2 separate regions of the Homo sapiens genome follow, and region 2 is linked to region 1. A link is a loop called in an ENCODE intact Hi-C map of the cell type or tissue named here. Cell type or tissue: PC-9. All regions are shown on one strand. Links, peaks and the distances in the headings refer to the core of each region. The heading gives the core; the rest is flanking DNA.

Region 1 (8,000 bases), core at 1-8,000:
GTGCGGTGGCTCACACCTGTAATCCCAGCACTTTGGAAGGCCGAAGCGGGTGGATCTCTTGAGGTTAAGAGTTCGAGACCAACCTGGCCAACATGGTGAAACCCCATCTCTATTAAAAATACAAAAATTAGCCAGGTGTGGTGGCAGGCGCCTGTAATCCCAGCTACTTGGGAGGCTGAGGCAGGAGAATCGCTTGAACCTGGGATGTGGAGGTTGCAGTGAACCAAGGTCGCACCACTGCACTCCAGCCTGGGGTACAGAGTGAGACTCCCTCTTAAAAAAAAAAAAAAAAGAAAAGAAAAAAAAGTCTTAGAGTTCTTAACATTATCCTAGTAACTCCATTTCTAGTAATCTATCCTAAGGATGTAATAAAAAATTCAAAGATTTATATGTAGAGATACTAATTACAGCATTATTTATAATTGCAGCCCGGCCAAGATCACCTTTTTAAAAATAGGGAACACAAACATGATTAAGAACTCACGTGCAGAACTTGTGATCTCGATAAAACGTAAAAATCCCGGCCAGGTCCAGTGGCTCACGCCTGTAATCCCAGCACCTTGGGAGGCCGAGGAGGGAGGATCACGAGGTCAGGAGATTGAGACCATCCTGGCTAACACGGTGAAACCCCGTCTCTACTAAAAATACAAAAAAAATTAGCCGGGCACAGTGGTGGGCACCTGTAGTCCCAGCTATTCAGGAGGCTGAGGCAGGAGAATTGCTTGAACCCAGGAGGTGGAGGTTGCAGTGTGCCGAGATTGTGCCATTATACTCCAGCCTGGGGGACAAGAGTGAGACTTTGTCTCAAGAAAATGATAAAAAAAGTCCTTTCAGAAATCTGTGATACTATCTCATTTTAATTTTTGTCATTCTCATGGGTGAAAAATGATATCATTTCACTTTGCATTTCTTTGATCCCTAGGAGGTAAGAGTTTTTTTTTCTATTACTCAAGTACATGACTCAAGATTTTTCATATGTTTATTAGTCATTTGTATTTCTTCTGTGACTTGCTTTTTCCTGTTTCCTTAAAAGAAAATACAGTCTATCTTGATTTGGTAGGACTTTGTATAATATGTATACTATGGGTAATTTTTACTATATATGTTGCAGATATTATCTTCGAATTTGACCTTTGCCTTTTAACTTTTGTTTGGTATTTTATTTTGTCATGTAAACCTTGACATGGTCTAATCTTGATAGTCTTTTTATTGAGGACTTTGCAGTATTATGAAATACTTCTCCACCCCAGCATTATAAGAATATTTTGTTATAGGTACTTGAATGGTTTTGTTCTTTATATTTAGATCTTTAATCCACCTGGAATTCATTTTTATGTCTAGTATAAGGTAGTATTCTCATTTATGTCTAACGGATTTGTCTAACATTCTGACCCATTCAGAGATAATTTATTATTTAAAATGAAATGGAAACTTTTTACTGGTTTTGATTTCTGTTTAAAATATAGGGTACTGAAGAGCCGGGCTTAGTGGCTTAGGCCTGTAATCCCAGCACTTTGGGAGGCTGAGGCAGGAGGATCACTTAAGGCCAGGAGTTTGAGACCAGTGTGGCCAACATGGTGAAACCCTGTCTCTACCAAAAATACAAAAATTATCCAGGCATGGTGGTGTGCACCTTTAATCCCAGCTACTTGGAAGCTGAAGTCACAAGAATCACTTGAACCTGGGAGGCAGAGGTTGCAATGAGCTGAGAATGTACCACTGCACTCCAGCCTGGGTGGTCGAGTGTGACTCTGTCTCAAAAGAAAAAGTGTAGGGTACTGAAGAAATTGAAACATTAAGAATACCATATGAGTAAATTAAACACTTTGGCTCTTTTCGGAAAAAAACAGATGAGCTCTTATATTTTAAAGTTTGGTTTTGACAGAAAAAAATTCCTAGATTTTTTGGTTAATAAAAACTTTATTAGATAGATTAAATTGTGATGTATGGAGATAAAGTTCTGAAAGAAGAATAGAAAGCTTTTTAAAAATAGTATTCTCAGCCTAGGCAACATGGTGAAACCCTGTCTATGCAAAAAATACAAAATGGTGCATTCCTATGGTACCGTTCCTATGGTACCAGCTACTCGGGAGGCTGAGGTTGAGGTGGGAGGATCACTTGAGCCCATGAGGCAGAGGTTGCAGTGAGCCGAGATTGTGCCTCTGTACTCCAGCCTGGGTGACAGAGCAAGACCCTTTCTCAGACAATAAATAAATAAACAAATAAATAAATACACACAGATAGTGTTCTGCTGTAACAGTTGGACAGATTCAATAAAACAGTGTTAACTTTTGAACTAATTTTATTGAAACTAAGTTTCTGTACAAATAGGTACTCAAAACAGCTCAATTTTCTAAATCACAGTACAGCAATTTATTTTTTTTCCTTACATATCCAGAAGAAAATTCAGATGAATTATCTGGTGAACGACAAAGAAAACGCCACAAATCTGATAGTATTTCCCTTTCCTTTGATGAAAGCCTGGCTCTGTGTGTAATAAGGGAGATATGTTGTGAAAGAAGCAGTAGCAGTGAATCTACAGGGACGCCATCGAATCCGGTAATGTTCTCATTTTAAGTAAGGCAAGACTCTTACTGTTCAAAGTCTAGTCCTGGCAGTCCTAATAAGGATACGGATAGAATGTACATGTGTCTTACGAGATTGATAGAAAACACAGTGCTAAATTTTACTTTAAAATAAAACTACTATATTGATCTCCACCTTCAACCCAAGGTATTGTGAGAAATGTGGAAAATAGTGGAGTAACACCGGTATTGGTAAAATTAGTAGTAGTATTAGTAATTATCAATGTCACTGTATGTATTAGAGAATATTTGTGGACCACTGCACCAATAGTACAGTCAAATAAATTGGAGTATAGAGTTGTTTGAGAATTTGAGAGTTACACTTTTTAAAAAAGGAACAAAACCAAAAATTTGGTTCAGTTAAATATTTTAGCATTTTAAGGCAAATTTGACTATTTAGAGTAAAAATATATTTTATTACAGCCATCAGCAAAAAAGTCAGCATAGTCTGAACTTAACATTTGCCAAATAGGTCTAGACATCAGGTAAGTTCTATTTACTTATGCTGTAAAATACAGGTTTATACTGGGCTGGGTGCGGTGGCTCATGCCTGTAATCAGTACTTTCGGAGGCTGAGGCGGGTGGATCACCTGAGGTCAGGAGTTCAAGACCAGCATGGCCAACAAGATGAAACCATGTCTTTACTGAAAATACAAAAATTAGCCAGGCGTGGTGGCGCATGCTTGCAGTCCCAGCTACTTGGGGGCCTGAGGCAGGAGAATCGCTCGAACCCAGGAGTTGGAGGTTGCAGTGAGCTGAGATTGTGCCACTGCACTCTAGCCTGGGTGACAGAGCGAGACTCCATCTCAAAAAAAAAAAAAAAAAATGCAGGTTTATTATTGCATGGATGACGGGAGAGTATCAGTACTTTCTCATTACTAATACAGACTTCCAAAATATTAGTGAGCAGCATTTCTTAAGAGATGTCACTGAAAGAAGTTTGGTAAAAAATTTTTTTGTTAACAAGAATGCTTGACAAATGGAATATTTTGTTTTGTATGTCTTTAATCAAGCTTGTCCAACCCATGGCCTGTGGGCCATATGCCAGGATGGCTTTGAATGTGGCCCAACACAAATTCATAAACTTTCTTAAAATATTATGATTTTTTTTTTTACAATTTTTTTTCTGCTCATCAGCTATTGTTAGTGTATTTTATGTGTGGCCCAAGACAATTCTTCCAATGTCGCCCACGGAAACCAAAGGATTGGATACATTTTTTGGTAATATGGCAGTGTCTCATGGCCATTATTCTGGGTATTAGTAATCATTGTATAGTACTCTAGAAGATGTAGGAAGTGGAACCAATTGTGATAGTAATCCTAGTCTTTTACCTATTCTTGTTACTTCCTGTATTATCTTTTTTTCTCTTCCAAAGCAGTGATTGTATGAACGCATACCTGCCCTCTAGAGTTACTGTACCTAACGGAGCTGTTACTTATGTAGACCGCTAGATGGCATGATGAGCTCCTGCTCAGTCTGAGAGCAGGTTCTTCATTTGTAGATATTTAAGTTTATACCAAATTCCATACAGTTGAGATGGCACTGCAGATACAGTGGTAGTCAAGGTAGATATGGTTCTTGCCTTCATTGGGAGATAGATCATTAATGACAAAAATGAAAACATTTAATAAATCCAGTGGAAAAAATAGGCTCTTGAGCGGAAATATATGTGATAAAATTGAATCCAATTAAAACTTGATGAGTATCCAACCTACAAGTTTGGTTAAAAAGAGAATTATTATACCCTATTTATTTATTTATTGAGATTGAGTCTCTCTGTCTCCCAGGCTGGAGTGCAGTGGTGCAATCTTGGCTCACTGCAACCTCCACCTCCCCGGTTCAGGCGATTCTCATGTCTCAGCCTCCTGAGTAGCTGGGATTACAGGCTCCCATCACCACACCTGGCTAATTTTTGTATTTTTAGTAGAGATGGGGTTTCACTATGTTGGCCAGGCTGGTCTTGAGCTCCTGACCTCAAGTGATCTGCCTGCCTTGGCCTCCCAAAGTGTTGGGATTACAGATGTGAGCCACCTGCCCGGACCCCTATTTAATGTATAGTTTTTGTTAAAGTTATATCAGAATTCTAGCTGAATGATATTTAGAGTCCTTGTTCCTGCTTTGTACCTGGGACACTGCCTTGTTACTGATATGGCTTTGAGGAGTAGAGGAACACCAGGTTTTTTGTTTTGAGTTGAATTAGATAAAACGACACGGACACACGTGGAGTGGTTTTAAGGAGCAGAGCGTTTAATAGGCAAGAAGGGAGAAGGCAGAAGGAAGAAGCTCCCCCTTACACAGACAGAGGGAGGGGGGCTCTAAAGCTGAAAGAGGAGACCTTACATTCTGACAATACTAGCCAGTTTTATGTGACGGCTGGAGGGGGTGGTGTCTTATTTGCATAGGGCTCAGAGGATTGGTTTGACCAGGCATGTCATTTAGCCCTCAAGAAAACTGGCCCTCCCACCCCAGTCCTTTAATACACAAATGCAGGATGCCATGACATTTTACACACGGGGTTATGTGGGGGCGGCCATGCTGTTAGGTACCTGATGGAGCAAGGGCAAGAGGACAACGGTGGGAATCGCCATGTTGGGTGGACCCTCTTGCATTTGCATCTTAAAGGTTGCCAGCCTTTAAGAGCCAGGGCTTTTATGCTAGACAAGAAATTTTTCTGGAGCTACGAAAAACCTTCCAAGGACCACTTTTCCTCTCCATTTGCCTAAAATAATTTCTTAATAACTCGTGTGGAGTAGAGGGGTATTTCTTTTTTTCTTTTTGTTAGTCCTGTCCTGCATTCTCTTAAAAAATCCTATCTATAAAAAATCTCAGCCGGGCGTGGTGGCTCATGCCTGTAATCCCAGCACTTTGGAAGGCCCAGGCGGGCGGATCACCTGAGGTCAGGAGTTCAGGACCAGCCTCGCCAACATGTTGTGAAAACCCATCTCTACTAAAAATACCAAAAATTAGCTGGGCATAGTGGCGGGCACCTGTAATCTAGCTACTCAGGAGGCTGAGACAGGAGAATCGCTTGAACCCGGGAGGCGGAGGTTGCAGTGAGCTGAGATCACGCCATTGCACTGCAGCCTGGGCAACGAGAACGAAATTCCATCTCAAACAACAACAACAAAATCTCGTTTTTCAGGTTAAGTCCCTAGTTGTGAAAGCTTTTGGTAGGGCCAGTTTTTTTTTCTTCTTCGTTTTAATTTCCCTCATTTGAGAATGTTGTAGTCATCATTGGGTGTCATCATTCACCAGTTTGTGAAGGGAGTTAAAGGAAAGTGCATTCCTCTCCCATCTTTTCTTTCTTTGGGGTTTAATAAATTGTGGGAAACTAAGACTGTGTTCTAGACTGTACACCATGCAGTTTATATTATGATCTTCTGTCATCTTTGCAGCCTCAGATTCCATTTTTAGCTAAGACTGGGGTTTTAAATAACTTGTTTAAGGTTCCTACAACTAATTGTCACAATTGGAATTCAAACAATTCTAGGTATTTTTGACTACAAAGATCTAAGATCTTTGCAGAGCAAGCCTATCTGATGCTTAAAAAAATATATATTTTTTAAATTTTTGAGACAGTCTCTCACTCCGTTGCCCAGGCGGGAGTGCAGCGCATGATCATGGCTTACTGCAACCTCAACCTCCTGGGTTCAAGCAATCCTTCCTCCTCAGCCTTGAGAGTTAGCTGGGACTACAGGTGTGCACCACCACACCTGGCTAATTTTTTTTACTTTTTTTTTTTCAGAGATGAGATCTTGGCCTGTTGCCCAGGCTGGTCTCAAACCGCTGGGCTTATGTGATTCTCCTGCTTTGGCTCCCAGAGTATTGGGATTACAGGCATGAGCCACCACCTCCAGCCTGATGCTTTTTAAATATATAGTATTTAGGTCTGGTGCAGTGGCTCATGCTTGTAATCCCAGCACTTTGGGAGGCTGAGGCGGGCGGATCACAAGGTCAGGAGATCGAGACCATCCTGGCTAACACGGCGAAACCCCGTCTCTACTAAAAATACAAAAAATTAGCCGGGCGTGGTGGCGGGCACCTATAGTCCCAGCCACTGGGGAGGCTGAGGCAGGAGAATGGCGTGAACCCAGGAGGTGGAGCTTGCAGTGAGCCGAGATGGTGCCACTGCACTCCAGCCTGGGTGACAGAGCGAGACTCTGTCTCCAAAAAAAAAAAAAAAAAAAAAAAATATATATATATATATATTTATATTTAAATAATGTATAAATATATAATATATAATTATAAATCTATTATATATTAATGTATATTATATATTACATTGTTATATATATTTATATAATTATATATTTATATAAATATAAATATATATATTTATATAAATATAAAAATATAATTATATAAATATAAAAATATATATTTATGTAAATATAAATGGGCAGGCACCTGTATATATTATATATATTACTATTTATATAAATATAAATATATATTTTAAATATTTATTTTATATATTTTAAAAATATATATAGAGAGAGATAATTTAATAGTTTCTGGGGCATTCTTTTGCGAACATTAGCCAAAACTTTAAAAACCACTCCCAATATTGCATTTTTTCATGGTATTTTTTATAGTATTTTTATAGTATCCTAGGACAGGAGTTGGCAAACTTTCTGTAAAGAGCCACATAGTTAATTATTTGGGCTCTGCCGGGCCATGGTTTCTGTCACAGCTACTCAGCCCCGCTCTTGTAATGCAGGAGCAACTGTAGACAACAAGTCAACAAATAGGCATGGCTGTGTTCAATAAAACTTTATTTATAAAAGTCGATGGGTGATGGGCCACAGTTTGCAGACCCCTACCGTAGAGTATGTTTTCTGAGATTTAATGTTTCTTGTGATTTACCCCCTTATTCTAAAATTAGTGCACTAAAGACTTTAGTTAGTTGAAGTATTTGGTTTGTTGGGTTACTTTGTTAGTGTTAATTGTATCCTAACTTGACTTGTGATTCTAATCTGATTGGTAGTAGAGCCCTTGTTAGGAATTTGAGCTGCAACTTGATGAATGTTGCTTTTACTCTCCTTCCTAACATTACTCTAAAAAAGTCTTTTGATGTCAGAGGCTGTAAAATAATATACTTTGTTTCTGTTTTTAAAACTGATACAGATATGGAAATCATTTAATCTAAGCTCCTTTTCTAGATGAAGTAGCTACAGCCTTTAGAAGTTAAATGATATGGGCTGGGCGAGGTGGCTCACAGGTGTAATCCCAGCATTTTGGGAGGCCGAGGTGGCGGATCACTAGAGGTCAGGATTTCGAGACCAGCCCAGCCAACATGACGAAACCCCGTCTCCACTAAAAACATAAAAATTAGCCGGGTGTGGTAGTGGACACCTGTAATCTCAGCTACTTGGGAGGCTGAGGCAGGAGAATAGCTTGAACCCCGGAGG
Region 2 (10,084 bases), core at 788-8,787, 440 kb after region 1:
TAGGCCTTGATCAAGGATTTTAGCACCTAATGTTTGCTAAGCTTAGCTGTCTGGTGCAGAAATACAAGACATAAATATTATTTCGTAGACAGTTATTATTTCCTTACTGTGAATTTAGCAGAATTTATAGAAGTCTTTTGGGTAGTAAGCTTTGGTTAAATTATTTGTTTTTAAAAAATCGCAGTTCATGAAACATTTCTACTTATTAAATACAATGTGAATACTATATCTATTCTTGCTACTGGTCATAATTGTTAGCCCTCTCCCATGCCTCTTCTCCTCCCCTGAATATAACATGCGTATTAGAAGGTTTCTTTGTGTTGGATGCTGCTCATGAACCATATGTTAAGAGGTTGTCATATTCATGTATTTAAGCCCCATTGTGTGTTGTGATTTCATGACTTTTATATCTAAAAAAACCATATTGTAGATGTTCTTTAGCTTGAAACACGAGTGCTTTGAAATTTTCCCTTTACCTTTCTATTTGTGCATTCAGTAAATACTACACATCTGTTTTAGGCTACTAGTTTAATAGATGATGTGATGCATTTCTGTGATGTGTCTGGTTGCTGATTTTTTTGTTAATGTTTTTAATAGTGAAATTTCTGGTTCATGCTTACCTGGTGAGTTGGTAAGTCGTTATTGGCAGCTCAGGATAGTAAGTTTAAACCAGATTTACAAAGAATTTTTGCTGCCTAAGTTTTTTTAGACATCAAAAAATTGAATATTTTTAGGCTATCTAATTATGGAGAGCATTAATCCAGTAATTTCTTTTAGAAGACGTGAACGATCAAGAGAGAGGGACCATAGTAGATCACGAGAAAAGAGTCGACGTCATAAATCCCGTAGTAGAGACCGTCATGACGATTATTACAGAGAGAGAAGCAGAGAACGAGAGAGGCACCGGGATCGTGACCGAGACCGTGACCGAGAGCGTGACCGAGAGCGCGAATATCGTCATCGTTAGAAGGTGGGTATTCCTTGTTCCCTGTTAAATGTGTGTGTATTCTTAACAGTAACTATAACTCCAAGGCTACTGTTTATACAGTATATACCTACATTTTAAATGGTCCAACTACTTGTGAATTTAATCTTCTGGAAACATCTGAAACAAATTATAGGTAAGTAATGACAGGTAAAAATTTTGACCCTTTATCTTATGAATATTTTATTGCTGAGTTATCACTTTCAGGTTTCAAATAGTTAATGGTCTTAACAAAGCAAGGAAATAATCAAGAGGACTCATTGTGTACTTCTAAAATCTAAAAATTGGGGTTCTTGTATCACATACATAGGTTGCATGCAATTTAAAATACAAAACACAGGGAGTTATTTCACATATATGTTATGTGTTTGGATTTTTAAAAATAAATGGAAAGTTACTATTTTTGAACTAGTTTTATTTGTCCCTAAAAATTTATGAGAAAATCTAACACAATAATAGTTTATAATACAGGAGGGTGTTTTCTCAACATTCAAAGAGAATTTTCCTTTAAAAAAAAAATTTTTTTTTTTAGAAGAGACACTATCCTGACATCTGCTTTTTGTTTTTAAAAGAAACAGTATCCTTTAATTTGCAAAGAAGATGTAAAAGTTAATCAATTAAAATGGGTTTAGGGTGCACTGATTTATATCTAAAAATTTTAAATTGTGTCAAGCCATATACCCAAGTTTAGAATACCTTGAAATAATTTTCTTTGATGTTTCATTCATAAATCATAATCATTGTCTTTTTTTCTGTATTTTAAAACTTTCTTGTGTACATTTTTCATGAAGTGGGAAGAGTTGTCTGTTTATGCTTCATTTTCACATGTAATTTTATTTTTTATATTTGTTAATAGCATTTATTCATGTGAAGAGCTGGGGGAGGGCACTATAAGGCTTATGCATGTGACACAAAGGTTATTCTGTAAATTAAAATATTTTTTCTTTATATGTTGGTTGGCATATTCAAATTAAATTAAGGCTAAACAAACCCCTCATAGGTAAATACTCTTTATGTGATTATTTTCAGTAATCATGGGAAACTTACTGAAAATTCAGTCATGGTAATTGTTAGTATTTAAATTGTTATGGGCAAAATTAAAGGTTTTATCAAGTGTATGTAATTCTGTGACAGAATACCAATTTCTTTAACCATAACAGATACGCAAATGAAGTCCTTAAATGCCTAGAAAATAAGCATGCTATTTTTATGGAACACAGATATAAGCTCCTACACTATTTACAATTTTAAGGGCTTTTTGAGTTAAAAGGCTGGTTTTGATACTTTGCATTTTGAATATGCAGATTGAATATCAAAACTTTAATTTGTAGTTTTCCATGTATTACAAAATTTAATATAAATCTCAAAACATTCTTTTAATATGAGGCAAAAAAACCTTTTACTTTTAAAACTAAGCTTATTGAAATTGATATTGTTTTTGAATGTAAAAATTGAATGTTGTATTATGTAAATCTAAACACTAAATTTTAAAGATGTAGCACTTTTTTCCCCTGAGTTAAATACATCTGATCCCATCTTAATGAAAAAATTCTCAATATCCATCAGTTGCTTAAACTGGATTGTGACTGGGTTATTAGTTGAAATGCTTACCTATGTCAGTCATTTCCATTATAGAAGGGTACAGGTTCTGTAAGTTACCTATTTTTTTGGACTTTATAAGTTATCAGCAAGCTTCTTGTTAGTAAAGGCATGATAATGAAACTTGAATTCATCTACAAAATTGGATGTGCCCATCAAGGGGCCTCTAAACCAATTTAAGCCCAAAGTTAACTAATTACAATTTCTACTGGTTTTAGTAAAACTAGCATAGTCAACCAAGTAAACAAAGTCCATTGTTAATCTTATTTGAGTTAGCTAACATTACATTCTAGTAATGGGTACACCTAAATATATCATGACTTGAGTTTCATTACATTCAGACATAAACTACAAATTCCTAATGTGCAAACTATTGTTGACATTTTTCTTAATCACTGATGTACCATACCAGAATTTCCATGTTTTGTTTGTACATTAATCAGAATTGAGTTGTAATACTGTATGTGCCTTCATCCAAGAAAAATTTTACATAAGCATTTCTAGTGCAAAAAATTCTGTTATCCTGGATTATTGTACGTTTGCTATATCAAACAGTATTGTGGATGTAGACTTGAATAAAGGGGTGGGGACTGGGATTAAATATATTCAAGTAAATCTTTAAAACAAAAGCTATCTGCAAATTTGATCACCATCATAATAAGGTCTGTTGACCTTTTTAGAAGTTTTAAAATATGAGTCCTTTTGAGCTTTCATGTAAATCTTAAATGGACCAAATGGACTGAGTGATTTGAAAGCTAAAGTGAATGTCACTAGTAAGGCTGTATACAAATAAAATACTAATGTAATCTATTAAAGTGATGATGAATGGCTAAAAGGGCAAGTTCTTAACTTTTTAACTGGAAACGTAATGATCTTGGCAAGCTGTTAATGTCTGTCCCATCTTAATTTTTTTTTGTGTTTGAACTGTTGGTAATGTTAATTGCATTCTCTCATTTTAAAATGTATTGGTTTTTCTAAAAGTATTCAATATCTAAGTTCAAATAGATAATATTTTAATGAGAAAATACCAATATTGTAAATTTCAGTATGTAAATACGTTGTGCTTCATATTCTGTAATTTCTACCTCTATTCTCAGACCACTCTGAGCAAAATAAAAGTAGTTCAGTGCTTTACGATTGTACATTTTTTACTGAAATAATTTTAGTTTCATAGTTGAGTTACTTAAAAGGTTACGTTCCTCTTGTCACTTCTTTGGAACATCCCTACTCAGCAAATTTGTGTTAACAATTCAGCTTTTCTTTGTTTACTGAAACCAAATTATGTTTTTTTAAAATACTCTTTATTCAGGCTTTTCCTCTCTCTATTTTATGAGGTTTTACAATTCTCAAATCATCCATGACAATTTTTAAGCATTGGGTATGGGGTCTGGATTAAATAACTTGCCTTTGCTATCTGATTACTTTTTTTTTTTTTTTTTTTTTGAGATGGAGTCTTGCTCTTGTTGCCCAGTCTAGAGTGCAGTGGCACAATCTCAGCTCACCACAACCTTCACCTCCTGGGTTCAAGCAATTCTCCTGCCTTAGCCTCCGGAGTAGCTAGGATTACAGGCATGTGGCACCACGCCCGGCTAATTTTGTAGTTTTAGTAGAGATGGGGTTTCTCCATGTTGGTCAGGCTGGTCTCAAACTCCCGACGTCAGGTGATCCACCCATCTCTGCCTCCCAAAGTGCTGGGATTGATTACAGGCGTGAGCCACCGCGCCCAGTCTAGTCTGATTACTTTTTTCCTACCTTAAATATCATGATCTTAGGATCTTAGATTTTGTTATTGCCCAAGATTTAGGATGCTTTGCATTGTGTATTCAGCTTATTAGCTTTGTGTTAATTTTGAAAAAAAAAAAAAAAGCCAAAAGAATAAAAAAAATTCTTACATGTTAAAGATGTTTCATTTTCTTCTTAGTGTTGCTTTGAGGCTTATGTGAAAATTAAATTCTCTTAATTACCTGGTGAATGATACTGGTTATAATAAGATTTTAAAATTGTTTCTGCAGCTCTTAGGTTATCTGAGGTCTGCGTTATAGCTCCCAGCCCTGTTTCCTTGTTTTCCCATGTATCCTAACTGCTCTGCTTCATCTGGATATGTATGCTAGCTTTCATTGCTTTAGCTCTGATTTTTCTTTGAGTATTCACAAAACCTGTCTCACTACACAGCTGACTTAATTGAAGTTACAAGAGGGAGTAGGAAGTGATCCCTTGAATGGATGTATAGTGTGTTTTGCTCACTGTGGTTTAAGAATATAGTTTTGTTTACAAATGATTAATGTTCCCTGTTGAAAAAAAATTCAATGCCAGTGTGAGTCATCTTGCTCTCTCACCGTCATCTCAGTGTTAAATTTACTACCATTGTTTTAGTTTGTAAAATAGATTGTTTTGAGTAAATTCTGTCTTGAATGAATATTTAGTTAACGTTGTTTAAAGAAACCTAATAACCAAAAAGGGGTAAGGGTGCCATTTATGCTATCCAAATTTTATGAATTTGTGGTAGCATGTTTTGACTCTCCATGAATTATAAATAACAGGTTATTTTGAGATGTTCATTTTGTAAATCTTTTGGGAACAAACCTCATTTTTCTTTGAATGTGATTAAGTTTATTTCTATTTTACTGGGTTGTAAGAGCAATTATGTATGTGTTTTATAGAGTAATAAAATGCTTTACTTAAAATGAGGTAAGTACTATGTACAGAGGTAGAAGAAAATATGAAATGTTTTGGTAGCAAGAACTTCTTGTAAATATCTACAATAACTAGAATTGTTTTTATGTAATATGTTCTAGTCAACACAAGAAGGAATTTTGATTTTAGAGTTAACTCATATGTAGATAATTATTTCTCTTGCCCACCTCATTTCCATTCCTCTTATTAAGGAGAAATTTTCAGATAGAGAAAAGTGAATTTTATTTCGTTGAGTTAGTAGTGCATCTCTAAAATTATGAGAATCCTTTTAATTCAGTATATTAATGTGAAAATCTATAAAAGTGCCCTGTCAAGTATTTATTTAAATCTTAAAAGATGAATTTACCATGAATTTAAAATACTAATTCTAACAAATGTGCATAGATAAATTTCTAACAGAAACAGTTATAATTTGAGTTGTTAATAATGGCTTGATATAGTATCTTAAAATACAAGTACTTCTCTGTGTGTTGAAATTTTACTTAGTGCTCACTTTAGTTTACAGACTTTATTAAAAAGGTGTAGATTCCATTTATCATCTTAGTTGTTTTAACATCTGTTTACATAGGCCTTTCTTTTATAATTAATAGCTAAAGCAAGTAATTGTGTGGCTTTGACATTACAGATTTTACCAAATGATACATTGAAAACATGGACGTTGAATGTATTTGTCACTTTTAAGCTTCTTTTTGATATCTTTGTTGATGTAGTTGCCTACTTAGACATTTGAGAGTATAATATGGAATTGGATTATTGGAAATGGGTTGTATTGCCTTCAAATTCACTTTCGTTTAAGACTGTAAAATTTGTATTTCCAAGTGCATAAAATGTAAAGTGTTTAGAAATAGAAATAAAAACTGCTAGACTATCCCCCATATTTTATGTCTGTATGGTGAAAATTAGATTTATTAATAGAAAAGATCTATCTATAAAGTATAATCAAACAAAAGAGTGCATTAGTCCTGGGAAAAGATGTGTGTTGCAATTTTACAAATGGGATTCTCTATATAAAAATAGTATAATTCTCCACTGGAGTGATAATGACACAAAGATGCAGTGTATGTGATATGTTTTATGGAAGAGTTGAATATTTTTGTTTTGCTATGACTTTAAATAGTTTTTCCCTCTTAATGACTTTTTATCCCTTCCAGCGCAACAGAAAATTTAGGGAGATAGCATTCTTTTGCAGTTAGATTTATTAATTTCCCAGTAATTATTATTTCAGGTTAGAACATATGCCTTGTCTCTCTCTAATACATAAACCTGTTTTTTAATAGTGTAGTGCAGATAATAAAAATAAAACATTTGAAAGCTGCCATTTTGTATTTTTTCCCCATTAAATAGTTTCACTAAATAGCTTCATCAACATAAGATGAAGATGCAATAAAAGATAACAATAGTAATGGCTGAAGTTATCTGAAAGATACAGGCATATAGAAACTATATATATAAAAGAGAAGTCTGGATTGTATTTTTTTTTCTTTTGCAGTTTTAAAATTTTAAGTTATTACTGCTAGGCAGTGTGAATGCATATATGTACTGATGCTCTTAAGATACAACCTAGGAAAGGACATAATAGAAAAATTTATAGCAGTGGCAGAAGTAACTCTTAATTGTAGAGCAAAAAGTATTTTTCAGTTATTTTTATTTCAAAATATCACTAAACTGTGCCCTATGAACATGTTCAAACTGAAAAAAAATTTTAAAAAACCTTCTGCCCTCTTGACTCTTAAATCACTTTATTATTGAAGTGGTTTCTTGTCATTTATACTTTCATTACCGACTGTTTCAGTGGTTACTTATATCCAAGTTAATTGAATGTTTCTTGTGAACCTCTACCTGAAGTTTGCATATATATGTATTCTTTAAATTTTAGTTTATCAACTTTATTCTATTTTTTTTCTTTTATGTGAGTTTTAAATGAACTTTATCATTGTAGATTCCCACTTAGCTTGTTTTGGTTAGTTTATAATACTACGTTAGGTATTTCTATATAGGTGGAATAGACTAAAAGTAAAGTAAATGTTTTAAATTTGTATTACGTCTAAAGATTTGTACGTGGATGTCATTAATTTAAATGTCCATACTCTATTTATAAATCTTACTTACAAATTTTGTAACATGGAACACCATTTGATTTATAATACTTGCAGAAGTTCCTGTATGCTGTTAAATAAATTAATTTGTAAAATAATTTTGCATTTTATATTTAGTTCAGCATTTAATTGTTAAATGAGTTTATAGACTTGATATGTGGGTGAATGAAAAATATTTACATAAAAATCATCCAAGCATTTTCCATTTATTTTTGTAGTATGCATATTTTAGAAAATGACTTATGAATGTTTCCATCATCACAGAAACAGTAGCTGCTATGTTTTCATTACTGCTTCAGTCATTAAATTTATAAGGCAATAATATTTAAGAAGAATGAAATCAGAATGTCTCAGTTTAATCATCAGGTAAATTGGAACATTTCACCACCACAAAGGCAGCTACTGTTTCAGTTAATTCTTATTTTGTGTTAGAATACATAACAGTGAAGTAGATGCACGACTTGTGTATGTATAGTTAAGCCAGCGTTTTTCTGTGTATTTTGGGGAATAGCAAAATCTACATCACAAATTTTGACACATTACAGCTGAAGGAAGAGGATCACCTTCCAAGACAAAACAGTCTTCATGGGGGAAAAATGACGCTTGTCCAGCAGTTTGCTTCTTGTGATTGAACTGAACCTGTAAGGATTCATGGATAAAATGAACAGGAATAGATCTGAATAAAGCAAATCTGCATAAATGGTAACCAGTAGCTCTACTTTTATTTTTTATGTTGCTTAACTGTTTTATTTGAAGGAAACCTGTGTGATTTAAAAAGTTATAGCTTTTGCAACTTTATTACTGGTTATATACATTTGGCCATTATGATGTGCAAGCAATTGGAAAAAAAGTCAAGTAAATGCTTGTTTTTGTAGTAGTTTGTTCTTGTTAAAAATGTTTATATGATAATGTCTGTAAACAGCATCACTTTGATTACAATAGATGTAGTGTTGTAATAAACTGTTTAATGGGGCTGATGTGTAAAGCTGTTCAAGTTATTTGATGTTTACACCTCAGGGAAAGTCTTGTGTTCAGCAATATCTAAAGATAATGTTACTATGACAACATTTTTACTGTCCTTTAAAGCATTGCAATAGCGTTTTTGGATATGCCTCAATCTAATCTTGCGTTCAGTGAATTAAACATAGTAATTAAGTGTCTTTTGCCCTTGATTTTGATATTAGAATAGGTGATTACATGGATATTTAATATTTCTATATTCTGCTTTTCTAGCTGTTTTTACCTAGTTAGCTTGTGACTTTGCTGAATGGTATGTAAACTTGTAAAAATAGAGATTTGACAGACATAGCAATCTAGTCAATGTGTAAGGGGTCAAAAAAACAGAGGTTTTAACACATAAGTAAAAACCCGTACATATTTGATGTGTAATGCAGGTTAATTACAACACAGATGTACCGAAACACTTAATTGTGAACCGCTAACATTGAAGAAATTTTGACAATTCCGATTTGATGCTGCAATTACTTGCTGTTTTTATTGATCTTATGGTTTATTTCTTAAGCCATAGTCAGTGTAAATACAGCCCTGCAGCAGGTAAATGTGAGTAAAGAGAGCCTTATATTTTCCAATTGGTATAAATTTTTGAAGGATGTGATGTTCATTAACATTCGGTTGTATTCCCCAGTATTTGTAATGGGAAATTACAGATAAACCGTGTCTGCACAGTTTAAGGAATACTATGTATATTCATGCACCGTATTGATTCATGCTATAGTTACTTAATCAAAGATTTTTTTCAAACCTGCCTTACATATAGGCCCACTTTAAAAGCACCTGACTAGCATGTGTTCTTGATTGCAAAATTGGCAGAGGCAGGGTGTCAACTTGATTAGGTGTTTTTATGGGAATGTAATTTGAAATCACTACTTCAGAAATTTGACTTAAAATTCTTGAGCACGTTAATATGTTTTTAAGATCTGATTATCTTTGAGAGATCTTCTGTTAATACACATTGGTTGTTAAAGAGTACCCAAATTCTAGGACAATGCTTAAAGTGTTAAAATACCCTAGATACTGTGTTATGTGCAACTGTAGAAACCCTCCAGAAATTTCCACTGCTGTTCTTCACTTTCATCTTGTCTGCTATCAAACCACTTCTGACAAAATTAGCTGTTTTGAATTACCCATATCACTGCCAGTTTTATTTTAAAATATTTTGTGTTTGAAGTATCTGTGCATGGGATCGTTGATGTTTATCAGAACTGTTCACTTTCAGAAATGATTTTTTAAAGCATTTTGTTGAAAATGCGGTTGCTTTTTTAACATTATTTTAGAGTTGTATCAAAATTTTCCTGTTTTCTGTATATTGTTGTGTCATTTCTTGGCTTTTTAATATTTTGACTACAATGCCCTAATGCGAAGAAGTATGGACATATAAATATTACAAGAGAAATTAGTTAATAGTAAAGGGTTAAAAGGTAAGTAAAATGTCCATGAAAATAAAATTTTCTTTGAACAGTTTAAAAATGGAATCACAAAAATCTAACTGCACTTGAAATGAAACTGGAAATTTTATACTAATTAAATCCTTTATTTACCTTTTCATATTTTATCAATGGAACCTTTTAATTGCTCCTTCTATATCACTCTTCTCCTTGCTTGGCTGATCTCATTACATGACTTTCGTTACAGACAGTGTGAGTGTACTAGATTTGTTTGCTGCTAATCCGTTATTTTAAGTGTTGTCAGA

Evidence for each region. Hi-C counts contacts between places; a loop is a spot of excess contacts. Peaks named below come from ENCODE experiments on the same cell type or tissue, not always from the same donor. Only the 100,000 strongest peaks of a DNase experiment are listed, where the experiment ranks them.
Region 2: a loop joins it to region 1, with 4 times the contacts of the local background. A loop is called at or near these places in 10 of 110 quality-filtered maps.

What each region holds. Positions count from the first base shown.
Region 1 is chr12:68,826,373-68,834,372 of GRCh38, forward strand. It overlaps MDM2 (MDM2 proto-oncogene), which reads left to right. Exons shown (of 11, transcript NM_002392.6): 8 at 2,399-2,559. Among named protein-coding and RNA genes, the nearest start is that of MDM2, 22 kb to the left of the region's middle. RefSeq lists enhancers at 3,788-3,967, 4,871-5,544 and a silencer at 4,963-5,204. In PC-9, for the core only: CTCF peaks have their summits at 4,039 (motif pointing right) and 4,238; DNase peaks (open chromatin) are centred at 949 and 4,049; H3K27ac peaks cover 1,392 bases.
Region 2 is chr12:69,261,593-69,271,676 of GRCh38, forward strand. CPSF6 (cleavage and polyadenylation specific factor 6) reads left to right here. Exons shown (of 10, transcript NM_007007.3): 9 at 781-970; 10 at 7,920-10,084. The coding sequence ends at 967. Among named protein-coding and RNA genes, the nearest start is that of MIR1279, 6.6 kb to the right of the region's middle. In PC-9, for the core only: no CTCF peak of the experiment used is centred there; a DNase peak (open chromatin) is centred at 4,839; H3K27ac peaks cover 1,807 bases.